Regions from separate parts of the Homo sapiens genome. Here region 1 is linked to region 2. The links are chromatin loops, found by intact Hi-C in ENCODE. Cell type or tissue: heart right ventricle. All regions are shown on one strand.

The links. Peaks named below come from ENCODE experiments on the same cell type or tissue, not always from the same donor. Only the 100,000 strongest peaks of a DNase experiment are listed, where the experiment ranks them.
Region 1: a loop joins it to region 2, with 7 times the contacts of the local background. A loop is called at or near these places in 25 of 110 quality-filtered maps.

What each region holds. Positions count from the first base shown.
Region 1 is chr2:153,514,893-153,522,892 of GRCh38, forward strand. It overlaps a transcript of GALNT13 not described here. Among named protein-coding and RNA genes, the nearest start is that of RPRM, 40 kb to the left of the region's middle. In heart right ventricle, a CTCF peak has its summit at 4,588 (motif pointing left); a DNase peak (open chromatin) is centred at 4,585.
Region 2 is chr2:152,033,080-152,041,079 of GRCh38, forward strand. The region is part of intron 2 of CACNB4 (calcium voltage-gated channel auxiliary subunit beta 4); the gene reads right to left. Among named protein-coding and RNA genes, the nearest start is that of CACNB4, 62 kb to the right of the region's middle. RefSeq lists an enhancer at 1,251-1,826. In heart right ventricle, a CTCF peak has its summit at 3,963 (motif pointing right); DNase peaks (open chromatin) are centred at 3,982, 4,852 and 5,752; H3K27ac peaks cover 2,169 bases.

The DNA.
Region 1 (8,000 bases), 1.5 Mb after region 2:
AGCATACAGACAGAATGTTCTCCCTCTGCCCACCCACTCCTCCCCATCCTGTTTCCTCTGTCCTTCTCCAGGAAATCCAGAAGATGTTTATTGCTTCCCACCCAAGACCCCTAAGGGTTTTTAAGTGTTTTGGTTGGGAAGATGCTGAGAATCACCCTAAGATCCATTAACCTTTCTGTTTTTCTGGTCCATCTCCAGGTTTGGATGTTGGGGGAGGGAGGGATATTGTAGCCCAAATTGGTTCACTGTCTTTTCTCCACTGGCAGTATTAGAGGGGTTTAAACCCTTCAGTGACTTTCTTTAAGATACATCCTAAAGTGTAAATCACTTGATAGGTCATAGAAACCATAACCCTGATCTGGTCCCTCTTTTTCCCAGCCCGATGACCCCACCTCTCTGCCGTAGCTCCCTCTGCTCCTGCAGCAAATAGTCCTTTGCCGCTCATTGAACACATGCTGTTATTTCAAGCTTCTGTGCTTTGCACTTTCAAGTCCCTTTGCTCTGAAAACCTTCTGGCTTTATCTGCGAAATTCCTAGAATATGTTTACCCATTCTCCCACCATCAGCAAGCACTGAACAATCTTGATCATTTATTCAGGAGACAAATATTTGCCAAGCAACAACCATGTACCAAATCCTGAGAAATAAACTAAGGCAGCATCGGTGAGCAAGGTAGCCCGTGCCTTCTTAAAACTTCTACTGAGAAAGACAGCTTGGCGATTGACATGCAGTTATAATAAATTTAATAGCTAGACGATTAAGTATATGATCCTATGGGACCACTTAGTGGTGGTACCCAGTGCAGTTTACGGGAAGTAGGGAAGGCTTCCTGTACTAAATAACCTCTCATGGGTTAAGTTATGCAGAAAAAATGATCCAGAAGGTGTTCCCTGCTAAGAGAATGTTATATGTTGAAAGACACTAAGGTGAAAAAAAAAGTATGTGAGGAATTAAAGGATTCTCTTTGGCTGGAATATATGTTGGAAGAGTGGCAAGAGGCTGGATAGATTAGGTGCCAGCTCCACTATGGCTGCTGTTAGACGTGATAATATCTTACCAAAGGGCCATGACAGCAACTGAATGTTTAAATTTATTTTTGAGAAATCATTCTGCCTATTGCATACAAGAAGAACCGTAGGGGCAACTGTAAGACAAAGACCAGTTATGAAACTGTTGCATTTAATTCAAATAAATGATATGACTTGGATTAGAGTAGTTGAGGGCAAAGTTCTCATTATTCTATGCCACTTTGATCTACCATTATTGTACTTATTGCACAGTATTTTAATTATTTATTTATCAATATGTCTTCAAAAGTAGGCCTGAACTGTTTAATATAGCTAATATCCTTTTTGGAGTATGGATTCTCAGTGCCTGATAGTGCCAAAGTCCTCAGTAAACAAACACCTGTAGAATGAATGAGCGAATTATCTTACTGGATGATTAATTTGGCAGGATTGATTAAGGAGGTGGAGAGTTTGAAGGCAGGGAACTGACCAATTAGGAGTTAGGAGACTTTGCAACAGCTAGGAATGGGAGAGGATGTGTTAGATTTTGATAGGAATAAAGAAATGTCATTTATAGTAATAGGTTAAAAAGAGAAGTAGAAATAGAGTTTTGGGGAGATTACAAGTTAGGTGGTAGGAAGAGAGGGAATTTCCTGTCTGGTTTCTTCTGTTTCCTTAATGAAATATGAGAAAAAGGGCATGTGATGGAGGATGGGAGGATAGAGAATAATTGAAGTGAGAGAGGATGTGAAATGGCAATTTTATAGAGGGAGAAAGGGAAAATTCTCCCTAGGAAATTGTAGTAGCATCATGTGCTGAGTCCCATTTTTGTTTGACAAATAGTTAAATAATTGAAATAATTAAGCATGAATTCCATTTTTAAAAACTCAGATCTATAGGATATCAAAAAAGATCAGGTTCAGGGCCAAAAGATATGCTTTTATACTTCCTTTACTCCTTCCCACTTCTCTTTACACAGTATTCAAGTGCTCTCTTATCCTCCCCACAAATAACTTACTCTCTTGTAGGGTTTAGTTTTTCCTTACCTTCCACCTCCTTCTCCACTCTTTATTTTTTAATTAGTAACTATTTTTTCCTCTGAGTTCTTAGTATGTGTGTCCCACTATGGCCAGTCTTCTCTGCTCAGAATTTGGTTCCAGGTGAGAGGCTCAGAGTCTGGGAAAGAAAATCTGTGGGGTTTGCTATTGCAAGGGACTAGTGGTAGTAGGTGGGTTAGTCTATGGACATTCCCACCTTCATTTTTATCATGTCATAAAAAATAGTACATATACTCTCCCTGCCTTTTAGAACAGTAGGTCTCAACCATGAAACTGTATATGCTTACCTCTATGGCTTTTAAAATATTCAGTGGCTTCTTCAGGAATTCAGATTCAATAGACCCTGAGTGTTTTCAAAAGCCCAGGGGGTGAAACTAATACGTGCTCTGAGTTAAGAATTACTTTTCTTACTCGATAAAAGGAACCAGAGCTTCTAGGAGAAGTGATTGACTTCAGCGCTGGGACAAGAAAATATAGTATGAGGTTTGAAACCCTTTATGGTGCCAGAAAGCAGAGAAATGTTCAGAAGAGAGAGGTTTGTCAGAGAAACACAAGAGACAAACCTGAAGGAACTAATGGCCAACACTGGAACAATTCGAGTCAGAAAATATTGATAGTATTGAATTTTACCCATGGAATCAAGCAAATTTCCATGAGTCCTTACTACTATAAATGAATAATTGAATAAGTAAATGGGAGCTACAGATAGCTCTTCCTCACAGTAGAATTTCCATTAATGTAGAAGGAAAAGGGAAATAGAGAATCACCATTAGGCAGACATCATAGTAACACATATTGTAGATAAATATCCACCAATGTGTGCTAAAATCAGTTGGCAAAAGTTTGAAGAGAAAGAGGATGTATATAGTTTCAAGGTATCTCCCCTAGGATGCTCATCAACTACAGAGAAGAAAATAGTAAATTTGCAGTGGAATAACCAAATACACAGTGACTGAAGTGACCAAGGTAAACATCCCCAATAAGAAGACATATCAATAGCATGAAACACTTGATATGATGCACTGAGCAGGACACAACATGATTTAAAAAATGATTCGTGCCAGAAATGAGTATCATCTTTATGGTGCTGAGAAAACATGGTAGCTCAGGACAGTCACACATTTTCTTCTTCCTGGATATACTGCCCTCAACTCCAGACCCCTGTCCAATACACACACCCTGGCCCTTCCTTTGGTAGGTTCTTATTTTTTCAGTGTTCTTCCAATGACTTCAGACATGTTATCTGACCAATCCAAATATGTTCTTCTATTGTTTTTCTCATAGTTCTTTCTTCGTAGCCCTTATCATAATGAAAGTCACACACAATCTGTCTCCTTGTTTAGTGCTGTACTGCATGCTCTTTGATGGGAAGGACCATGTATATTTGTTCATCCAGGATACTTGATACCTGACATGGTTTCTGAAATGCGTATGGAGACTATAAAGATTTTATAAAAATGAGAATGAATAAGTGGAGAAACAAACAGAAGAAAAATCCTGTTTCTGAAGTAGAAATCCAAAATATACTAAGAAAACAAAGTCACAAGACATGGGCTTGAATCATGTCTGTTACTGACTTTATGTGACTAGGCAAGTATATTTTAAACCTCTTTGTATTCTAGGTACTGCTAAATTTATAAAGTAAAGGGTTTGTATGAGTTCTTAGTATTGGAGAAAGATTATTATTTTAAATTATAAAATTGTTATTTGAGTTCAATAACTAAAACTAGAAGTTACTGAACTAGAATAACTATAAATATCTATTAGATGGTGAAATATCTGGTATCTGGTTCTATAAATGTTTAGTGGGTTCCTAGAACAATAATTAACTTCTCTGAGCCTTTTCTTATCAGTCCCAGAGATGGAAAATGGGTTTCATATGAATTGAGAGCTCTACTGAAAAGGCTAAGAGCCTTGCATTGACTCAGCACAATACAGTACTGTAATTGGGTACTGTGATTTCTGACTTGGGCACAAAAGGGTGCATAAGACATATGCTAGCCAGATCATTTCCATCCTTGGAACAAATGACTTACTATATTCTTTAAATTTCTGCTAATTATGTCATTCTATATATGTTAAATTGTTGCTAAGCCATAGACTAAGAAGTTAATGGGTAAGTCTATTGTGTCCAAGGCTCCTAGGACTTTTAGAAACCCCTTTAGCTTAACTTTACTACAAATTGCTGCTATTTCACACGTCCAAACAGGATTCTGTTGATAAACTGTAAAATCGATATTTTCCATTTAAACGGCTTGATTTAATAATTCACAGGGTTGATAATGTTTATTACAAATTTTGATTGTTGATATTGTTAGCAGAGTTAATCTATCAATCCTGCAGGTCTAACAATTTCCTTTGAGTTCTGTGCTGAAATGAAAACAACTGGGCACAGCATGCCATAACACACCAAGTTAAAAGGATCAGGAAGAGTCTAAATAGGAAATTACAGTCAACAGGATAGTACAAGTATTCTTAGATTTCCAATTGGCTAACAATGATGGATTGCAGCGCCACCTGCTGGTCAGAAGCATTGTCTTTTTTTTCTTTTTAACTGTTTTATGATTTTGTTGCCCTTTCATGGGCTTTTTGCTTGTATGTCATCTATAAATGTAGGGTTTATTTAGATAAAGTTTCTTCTTCAATCAGTTGACAAATCAAGCCATTCTGTTGCTAGCTCACTTTTGCTATAAAAGATAGAGCAATAGGCTTCAATGGGAAATATTTCTTGTGATTAAAAATTCTCAACCTTATTTTTTCTCCTATTTTGTATTACAAATAGAATCCCCCTGTAAGAAGCTAAAGTTAGAGGAGTCACAAAAATGGAGTGACAAGGCACCATTGGAATCCATTACATTTTATTCCTTTGGGTTTGTTTTAGCACTTCAAGTTTAGTATTATTTCTTAGGTAAATCCAGAATATCTGGAGTGTTCTGGACATGTCACAAATTATGGCTAGCAACCCAGCAGCATATAATGTGGCCTGAAGATCTTCGTTTTCTTAGAGTCTGACTGCTTTGATTGGCTATTACTAACTGCAGATGTGGTCCATCTTTAATCTCTCTCCCTGTAGGGCTGGCAGCAAAGGCACCAGATGCTAAATTAAACTATTAAACATATGATGATGTTAATATGAGCCAGACATCTTCCTGTCTTACTAGAAAAAAAATTTACTCATTTAAAAATAATATTTAACAACATATTTGAGTTATTTATTTTAATGATCTTTGCACATATAATTTTTATTTCAGGCAGTAAGGTACCTTAAGGAATGGATAATTGTTGCATCTGTTTCTCCAGAGGTCATAAAAATAATACAAACACTAAGCAATTCAGGCTAGTGTAGATCCTAATTGGTTGGGAAGGTTAGCAGCTAAATTTTGTGATCTCAGGGCATCATTTGAGGTTCATAATTCTTCAAAATTTTCTGGTGACCAAAGAACACAGATATCTTTTCAAGCTTAGTTTGGGCTTTCAAAATTTTATGAATTGTTGGCTTCATTGAGAATCTAAAGATTTATTCAAAAATGCAATCTGAAGAAATCAGAACTCAGTCTGACCTCAGGAATGCTTCATTTCTTTATTTCTTTATTTTCTGGTCAGAAAAGGAGAACTCATCAGAGGTTCCCATGGAAGAGTTTTATCTTAATGCTCGAAAAATAAAAGTAAATGCTGAGAGGTTGGCGCATTGGCACCTAACATTTTCCTGCTATTGACTGCCCTACTGCTTTTCATTTCTCTTATAATTTATTTCAAAGACATTTTCTCTTCTATTTTGATTATTCCCAAAGTGATTTTAGAACCCTTTTAGTGGTACATTATTATCTTCATAAATTATTAGAATATAATAATCAAATCTGAATAATTTCCTTTCCGTAGACAAAAGTACATGAACAGAAGAGACCATGAGATATGTAAATCATAAATAGGTTATTTTGTTGATGAATATGAGCTCATGGAGATAATTGAATAGAGATTTCTTTTAAATTGCACATTTTATTAGTGAATGTTTATACATTCCCTATAGCTCCCAAAATTCCTTTTGGTGCATGACAGATTTAATTTTAACCCTATTTTATACTTTTAAAACATGTTATTATTTTACTTTAAAGGAAGACAGTGATGTTTAGGAAGTACACCTGAAAGCGCCATATAAAGTATCCTTGTAAGTTATATTTGTTCTATGTTACAGATGTTTTAAAGCATAGTCCTTCTTCTGAAGAGCTCCAAACATTCTTTTAACTCATTCTAATTTTTCATTAGTGTTTTCATTCTAATTAATTTACACAGGACCACTATGGTAGTGGATGATAAATACCATTAGGTTTTTTTTTTTCCTAATGGAAAAGCTTTACCATAAAGTTTTAAGTTGCTTGCCTAAGTTCTTATTGTCCAAAAACATAAACTACATCAAATTTTTAAAAGACTATTTTTGAGTAGTTTTAGGTTCAGGGCAAAATTAAGAGGGAAGTACAGAGATATCTCATATATCCCTTCCGTCTACACATGCACAGCCTTTCTCATTATCAACATCCCGTACCAGAGTGGTACATGTTATAATTGACGAACCCACAATGACACATCATTATCACCCAAAGTCCATAGTTTACATCAGGCTACATTCTTGGTGTTGTACCATCCTGTGGATTTTGACAAAGGCATAATGACATGTACCCACTACTATAGTATCATACAGAGTATTTTCATGGCCCTCAAAATCATCCGTATTCTGCCTATTTGTTCCTCTCTCCCTCTACTCCTGGCAATCGCTGATCTTTTTTGGTCTCCATAGTTTTACCTTTCCTAGAATGTCATATAGTTGGAATTATATAGTATGTAGCCTTTTCAAATTGATCTCTTTCCCTTAGTAATATGCATTTTATGGTCCTCTGTGTCTTTTCATGGCTTGACAGCTCAGCTCATTTCTTTTTAGTGCTGAATAATATTCCATTGTCTGGGTGTACCACAGTTTGACCATTTGCCAACTGAATGATATCTTAGTTGCTTCAAAATTTTGGAAATTATGAACTAAACTCCTATAAACATCTGTATGCATTTTTTTGTATGAATATAAATTTTCAGCTTCACTAGCTAAATAAAAGAGGAGCACATCATGCCTGTAATCCCAGCTCTTTGGGAGGCCGTGGTGGGCAGATCGCTAGCTCAGGAGTTTGAGACCAGCCTGGCCAACATGGTGAAAGCCTGTCTCTACTAAAAATACAAAAAATTAGTCAGGTGTGGTGGCACGTGCCTGTAGCCCAGCTACTCAGGAGGCTGAGGTGGGAGAATCGTTTGAACCTGGGAGGTGGAGGTCGCAGTGAGCCCAGATCGCGCCATTGCACTCCAGCCTGGGCGACAGAGTGAGGCTCTGTCTCAAGGAGAAAAAAATAAAGAGAGAGAGAGAGTGGCACAATAAGTGAGAGTGTGAGAAGTGAGGCACAAAACTAAACTTACTCATATGCTAAGAGTAAGTTTAGTTTTGTAAGAAACCAGTGTACTGTCTTCCAAAGTAGCTTTACTATTTGCATTCTTACCTGCACTGAATGAGAGTTCCTGTTGTTTCTGTTGGTGGTGGTGTTTTCATTCTGGATTTTGACCATCCTAAAAGGAGTATAGTGGTATCTTGTTGTTTTAAATTTGCATTTCCCTGAAGACATATGTGGAGCATCTTTTCAGGTACTTATTTTCCATGTGTACATCTTCTTTCGTGTGGTGCCTATTGAGATATTTGGCCCCCTTTTTAATTGGATGTTTTCTTATTTTTGAATTTTAAGAGTTCTTTGTGTATTTTGGATAACGGTGCTTTAATAGATATGTCTTTTCCAAATATTTTCTCCCAATCTGTGGCTTTTTGATTCTCTTCATAGTGTCTTTTGCAGAACAAAAGTTTGTAGTTTTAATGAAGTCCAATTTATCAATTCCTTCTTTCATGGAT
Region 2 (8,000 bases):
AGCATGCCAAACAAGAGGAACAGACAGGGCCAAGGTCCCCAGGTGGGGAAGGGACTGGCATGCTTGAGAGCAGAAAGAAGACCCAGGCGGCTGGTTAAATAATGAATGAGGAGAAGCGGGGTGGGGGAATGAGGATGAAGAGGCATGCTTACACGTTTTTACAAAAGGGCAGCTTTTGACTTGCTGAAGCAAATGAAATGCTTCCATTAAATCCCCGCTTGGTGGTGTAGACGGGCTGCCACCACCTCTCTGAAGTGACTGAAAACAACAGGGAGGGGACTGAGGGGATGCGACCAGCATCCTAGAAGAGCAACTTCAGACTCCCTCCTTCAACTCCAGCAGCCACAGTTGCTTAGATACCCTTGTAGTTCAGGTCTCCTGAGGTCTCCACATGGCTTCCAGCTGCCTTTCTAGCACGTGAAGATCCTACCCTATCATCCTCTGCCATTTAAGGCGAGAGGCAGATTCACTGTGATCTGGGTAAATACCATTTCCAAAAAGGAAACCGGCACCCAAACCTCCCATCTTTTTATAAATTCTCCTGCACAGACGGTATAGTCTCAAAGGACGTAGGAGCCAAACTTGGGGAAAAAAAATTTTCTCCCCTATTTAGAAAGTTCTAAATAATCTGACACAACATTCAGCTAGTGGGGGTGTGAGAAAGTGGGAAGGAGGACTTTAAGGCCAAAGTCACATGAAATAAAGAGAAAAATGAAAAATGTAAGCTTTTGCCCTTTTGTGAGGACTTCTCTAATTCTCGTGGTATTTCAGATTTCCCTCAATCAAATCATTCACTCCTTCAGTTTGTAGGTAACAGACATTTCCCTTCCTTATTAACAAGATGCAGGTAGTTAGCAACATAATAGAAGCAAGAACTTTGTATTGCTTGGTGTGTCTGGGTCACATACTATTTTTAATTCCTGTCTCCTAACACCTGGGGGGGAAAATTAAGTTCAACAGTTCCTTACACAGGAAAAAAAAGAAATGAGCATTTCTCCCTCACTAACAGGCAGCACTTCCAAATAAAACCTGTCAGGCTTAAGAGCAAGATGGACTCGGAGTGGCTTTCTCCTCATTACTTGTCTCCCAACAGGTCTATTAAATGATCGGAATGCCCAGGGTTGGTACATTTAAATTTCATTTCAAATTAAAATCCCAACAGAAGTCACGTCTTGCAAAGTAGGTCTTAAAAATACTTCTATGCTGGACACATGAGACCTGCAGGGGAAGGAAAAGCAGAGAGTGGATGCAGGTGGCAGTACCTAGTGAACTAAAAGCTCTTGAAGTCTCCATTAGGGCCCTCACACAGGGCTCTGGTGAAGGGTGATAACAAGGAAGGGACCAGGCCACACAGCAGGGGAACTGAGAGCAAGGACAACGCTTATCCTGCAAGAGCAAGCTAACCTTGCTGCCTGCTCCGGCCTCTCCTTTATTTCAAGCCGTTACCACAAAATGGGCAAGCGGCTTCCCTTGCAGAAAATCCCCCATCATGAAAAGCATCGCATAAATTCCATTCTCACTTAACGATCTGTATATGAATTAGAGAATGTGGGTTTTGTTTTTGTTTTTTGTTTTCCTCTCTAGATGTTTGTAATCCTGCCTTTAAAACACCAGGGGATGGCATCCGATACAGAGTTGCTGCTTTCTACAACAGCACCCCCACAGTGCTCTTTTAAACACACTAACCCCTGGGGTAAGGAAAAAAAATTATGAGGAAAAGTGTTCCCTGGCTTCTTAGTCTCTAATAAGTACTGTGTGGTGCTGCTTCACTGGGATCAACTGGTTTCAACTTTCTATTCTCAGTGGCATCTACAGCAGGCTTGAGGCAGAACAGTTGACCAAAGGAATCGTGAGTGCAGCTGGAGTCCTGGGAAGTCCGCGGCAAAAGTATTGGCAGTGGTTGATCAAGTGGCACCTGCTGTTAAATGAACAAATTCCCCATTTCCAGACCTAATCACAAATTGGCAAGTGCACTTTATAATCCAATGCCCTTCAAAATCCCAAACCTCCGGGCAGGAGAAGGAAAGTGACGTTCAGTGAGAGACATAATGTCTGACATCAACTCCACCATGTTACAAGCAATAGCCAGATGCTTCACAGAAAGCAAGCACTTTCTTAAACGGATGATTTTCTTTTGTATATTTATTCACTGTCTTGCTCCAAAAATGATTCAAGGCAACTTTAAAAAATATATTCGCAGGCCGGGAGCAGTGGCTCATGCCTGTAATCCCAGCACTTTGGGAGGCCAAGGCAGGCAGTACACCTGAGGTCGGGAGTTCAAGACCAACTTGGCCAACATGGAGAAACCCCATCTCTACTAAAAATACAAAATTAGCCAGACATGGTGGCACATGCCTGTAATCCCAACTACTCAGGAGACTGAGGCAGGAGAATCGCTTGAACCCGGGAGGCGGAGGTTGCGGTGAGCTGAGATCGTGCCATTGCACTCCAGCCTGGGCAACAGAGCGAAACTCCGTCTCTCTCTCTCTTTCTCTCTCTCTCTCTCTCCCTCTCTCTCTCTCTTTCTCTCTCTCTCTCTCCCTCCCTCTCCCTCTCTCTCTCTCTCTCTCTCTATATATATATATATATGTATGTATGTATTAAGATGCACCTGATATGGATTAAGATTGTCCTTGTTAGACAAACCGCAAGAATAGCTCAGATTAACCAACAGACACTTCTCAAGCTTTTACCCCTCAAGCATTTGAGTTTAAAACTTCAAGAATAAATTAAATTCTCCATAAGATTTTTAAACTCCATCATATCATTGAGAATAAAACTGTTAAATGTGCACACTGTGTTCACCGCAGCATTATTCACAATAGCCAAGATGTGGAAGCAACCTAAATGTCCATCTATGCATGAATGGATAAACAAAATGTGGCGTATGCAGACAATATTATTCAGCCTTAAAAAAGGAGGAAATCCTGCCATATGTAACGTGGATGAAACTTGAAGACGTTAAGTGAAATAAGCCAGTCACAAAAAAGATACTGCATGATTCCACTTATATGGGGTATCCAAAGCAGTAAAACTCTTAGAAGTAGAAAATATAATGTGGTTGCCAAGCACCGGGAGGAGGTGGTAACAGGTAGTTGTTGTTCAATGGATATAGAATTTCAGTTTTGCAAGATGAAAAAGTTCTAGGGATCTGTTGCATAATGGACTGCATATAGTTAACACTGCTGTACTGTACACTTAAAAATGGTTAAAATGCTAAATTTTATGTTTTGTTTTGTTTTGAGAGTCTTGCTCTGTCTCCCAGGCAGGAGGGCAGTGGCAGAATCTTGGCTCACTGCAACCTCTGCTTTCCAGGTTCAAGCAATGCTCTTGCCTCCGCCTCCCAAGTAGCTGGGATTACAGGCGCGCGCCACCATGCCTGGCTAATTTTTGTACTTTAAGTAGAGACAGGATTTCACCATGTTGGCCAGGCTGGTCTCGAACTCCTGACCTTAGGTGATCTGCTCTCCTAGACTTCCAAAGTGCTGGAATTATAGGCATGAACCACTGTGCCTGGCCAGTAAATTTTATGTTACATGTTTTTTACCACATTAATTTTTTTTAAAGTGTTAAGTGTGGTGAAAGGCAGATTTCAGTGAGGATGTCGACCTCTAGAAGCAGACTTTCCAGAGTCTTGGAAGTAATATTTCTGGGTTACTTTAGGCTACTCAGACCATGTTTAGAGTATTCTGTCTTATTTTGGACACAACGGCCTTGGACCATGGCTGGAGGACATGTCAGTCTTGGCTATGCCTTCTAGTGTAACATAGAACAAGTATACTCTGCCATGACATGAGATTCCTTCGAAGAGTTTCACCTGACAAATATTAATTGAGAATCCCAGGAAGTGCACTAGATGCTAGAAAGCAGCTATCATGAACTTCAGCTTCAAAAAGGCAGTGAACCTGAGCAGAACTCTTATTTGGGTGTTTCTATCTCCAAACGTTCTTGATGGCCTTAGCCACAAGATGGCGCATGTAGACCATTTCCACACTTGCGGCTCAGGCCAGTTGATTCTTGCGGGGGCATAGGTTCCCAAGCACTTATGTAGGGTATTCTTCCCTGGGCTTCTGTTTTGTTACCTTCTCAATGAGTGATGTCTGAGAAGCTTGGTTTGGTTAGAAATAATATAATATCCTGCTTATCTCCTTTGAACAAGTACTCAAAGGTGGATATTAACAATAACACACTTGCTATACCTAATAATATAACAAGACTCTCCTTTGAATATGAATCAGGGAAGTGCTTCTGTGGCAATCTATATCCCGTCAATTTACAAACTGAGTGATTGCAAGAATAAATAAATCCTGCTTTGGCCCAAATGTCAATCTTTGCTAAAGAAATATGTCTGTGGACATTACAGAGGAATCGTGCCGTTCTTAAATCTACTTACACCCTGCTTCTGCAAATGCTTACGTATCTGACTTGTTTTAAGGTATTTCAAAGCCAAAAGAGAGGCAAGAAATAAATGCTCACACATTTTGAAGTATTCCATGAACAACTGAATAATGTGACCTTCTGACTCCCAGTGAGCCTAAATTTTTCTCATTCTTCTTGCTTAGACCAAAAGCACATATCCCCTCTCAGGTGAAGGCACAGCATTTAGGATGACACTCTTCTTTTCCTAAGGATGGGAGGGAGAGAAAGAAATGCTCTAGGGAGACATGGCCTCCCTCTGAGACCTAAAGGGAGGAGGGAAGATTTTTCTTCTCCCATTTGGTCAAAAGTCAGCCAGGGGAGCCACCGTGAGCCAAGACCTCAGCAGGCCTGCAGCACTGCTGCTCCCCCCTCATCCTTGGAGCTGCTCACCAACTGCTACAGCAGGGAGCTGGCCGGGCCCCAGCCTGCAGTGAACACAGAGCCAGGCTGCAACAGCTGGATGCAGAAGGGAACCACCCCCAAGGAGGCCGTGACAAAACGCAGGGCCCAGGGAATCTTCAGCATTCATCTGGCCAGGAAAACTGGGGAGGATCAGAGGGCCCCCAAAGAAATGCATGTCAGGAACCTACTGGGATCTACCATGCTGTATTTGGAGGCAGGAGGTGGGGGTAGCTTTCATAAATCCTGCCAATGGCAAAGTTCCTAAATTCTTCAAAGCATCAAGGATGCTGGCCTGCAATGGGAATGCAGAACAAAAAGTCTTGTAAAGTAAGGGGTTGGTGAGCTTGTAATTCTGGGGTTTGGTAACTCTCACACCAGAGTGTGCACAAGTTGCTGAGAACCACGCAACAGCCCTCCCCGGCCTTTTCCAAGTTCTGCTGCTTGCCTTTGGCCTAATGAGCCAAATTCAGACTGTATATCCCCAATGCAGCTTCTACTGACAGACAAGGGTTTGGCAAGAAGCTGGAATGCAGCTTGATTGCAGATAATGAATGTGTTCAGCAGAGATGATGAGCACCTGGGACACAGGCTTCTACCTCAGCACCGAGTCTGGCTGGGAGATGGAAGAGGATAGGTGTGCGTGAGCAGCTGGAGGCACAGAAGAGGAAAGGCCCACTACTCTGCTGCAGCCTGCTGGCTCGTATAACAGCTCATTAACAGCAGAGGCTGAGACTTCCTTTTCCTCTTTCCACAAAAGACATGGCAATAAAAGCAGGACAGGCTGCAAACTCAGCCATTTTCAAAGACTCATGGCATGTGAGATTGGGAGGAGGGTGACCAGCTGTGGCCACACAGATGGGGACAGAGGCCCTGACTGGTGCTAGGACACGTTAGTGGTGGAGAGGGACAGTTCCCTCAGGCCTTCCACCTCCCAGCCCAGGACACTCTGGACAGGAAATCTCCCCCTCTCTTCCCAGCCCTGTATGTCCCCACCCCAAGAGGGTGTGACACTTCCTCATGTTCCCTGCTGGCCCATTGGCTAGAGCTCTGGACGGATATAGAGGAAAGATAATACAGTAATTCAGAACTGAGGTCATTGCTTGCTTAGTTAATATAGGGATAATTAAACAGCATTTAAAGAAAATGGTTTAGCTGTATAAGCAAACATTTCCTTGTATTTAAAAAAAAGCAAGAAACATAGTTTTCTGAGGTCTCTACTTAAGAATCTTATTATTGGGCCGAGCGCGGTGGCTCACACCTGTAATCCCAGCACTCTGGGAGGCCGAGGCCGATGGATCACGAGGTCAGGAGTTCAAGACCAGACTGGCCAAGATGGTGAAACCCCATCTCTACTAAAAATACAAAAATTAGCCAGGTGTGGTGGTGGGTGCCTGTAATCCTAGCTACTCGGGAGGCTGAGGCAGAGAACTGCTTGAACCCGGGAGGCGGAGGTTGCAGTGAGCTGAGATCTCGACACTGCACTCCAGCCTGGGCGACAGAGCAAGACTCTGTCTCAAAAAAAAAAAAAAGAATCTTACTATTCCCTCAATGCTGAACCCAAACCTTCCCCTGACCAGTCTTTTGGAGGAAGCCTACACTTCTCCTACTCTGTTCACTTGCCAAGCAGCATATGGAGCCCTAGAATATTCTTGTTTTCATATAGGTTTTATCTTACATTTCCAACTACATTATTTGTTCTATGAGGATAAGAGCCTTGTTATATGCTCTATGTCTTAATGAAAACATCTGATAAAACATGAGTGATCACTCTGTGCATGGCAGGCAGGCAAGGCAAGGGAGTAGGGTGGGACCAAGCACTGATCACAGAAATGCAGGTATTCCTTCCAACCCTGGAAAAGTAGAGCGAAGCTCAGGGAAAACTACGTAAGTCCTCAGAAACATAGTCGAAGGCATGAAGTAAGCACTGAAGCAGACCATATGGAAAATAACATCTATTTTTCAAAAGAATTTAAAATAGAGAATGCAGAAAAAAAGAAGAAGTTTATGGCAATATGATTCTTGTGTACACCGAAGACATAATTTGTTGACAAAGATTAAAGTCACTTAATGGTCTTAAGGCAATGAGTATACTTTATATCCAAAAAGAATAAGAATTTTAATTCCACCTTCTATTTCTACAAAAATTGTACTGGCTGATAAGTGATGGCCCCCAGTTTTCATTGCGGCTAAATGGGAATGTCTCATTTATGGGCTATTCTGAATAAATTAGCTGGGAGTTTTTTTAAGTATCAAAAATACCAAGAGGTCTAACCCATATACTAGTTAAAAAGTAGAATTTTATACATCTGCTGAATCTGAAGGCTCATGATTCTCCTATCTCACAGTATTTAACTCCTACATTTTATAAAGAATTCAATGACATCTAGAATCTTTAAATTTATAAATATCTATCATTAAATCTGGCTCAGATAATAATTGAACCAAAGCATATAATGCCATGTCTATTCATGCCCTCACATTTCACTGATACTTTCTTCAGCTAATTAATTTTATTTATCTATTTGTATTATTTTATTTTATTTATTCATTTATTTTTTTGAGACACAGTCTTGCTCTGTCACCCAGGCTGGAGTGCAGTGGCACATTCTCGGCTCACTGCAACCTCCGCCCCCTGGGTTCAAGTGATTCTACTGCCTCAGCTTCCTGAGTAACTGGAATTACAGGCGCACACCACCATGCCCAGCTAATTTTTGTATTTTTAGTAGAGACGAGGTTTCACCATGTTGACCAGGCTGGTTTGAACTCCTGACCTCAGGTGATACACTCGCCTCGGCCTCCCAAAGTGCTAGGATTACAGGCGTGAGCCACCGTTTCCAGCCAGCTAATTAAATTTAAAAAGAAGTTTTCAAGATTAGCAAAACCTTTACAACTCATCTAACAATGTAGTCCTTTGTTCACATCTAAATGCATATGCTGCCGGTGCCAAATGATGGTGATTAACCCCTGGCTGATATTTTCTGTGAAACAAATTGGTATTTTCAAGACAATTTCCTAGTGAGAAAATGTCCACATAAACAAAATTGCATTTTGATCAAATCCCCATGTTGGTCATCTTGGCAAAGCCCTCAAAGACCATGGCAAAACAGCCACGACTGCATCGCCTGACCTCAGCCTTTTGGGCCCTTTGGGAGCAGACTCCCCACACTCCATGGGAGAAA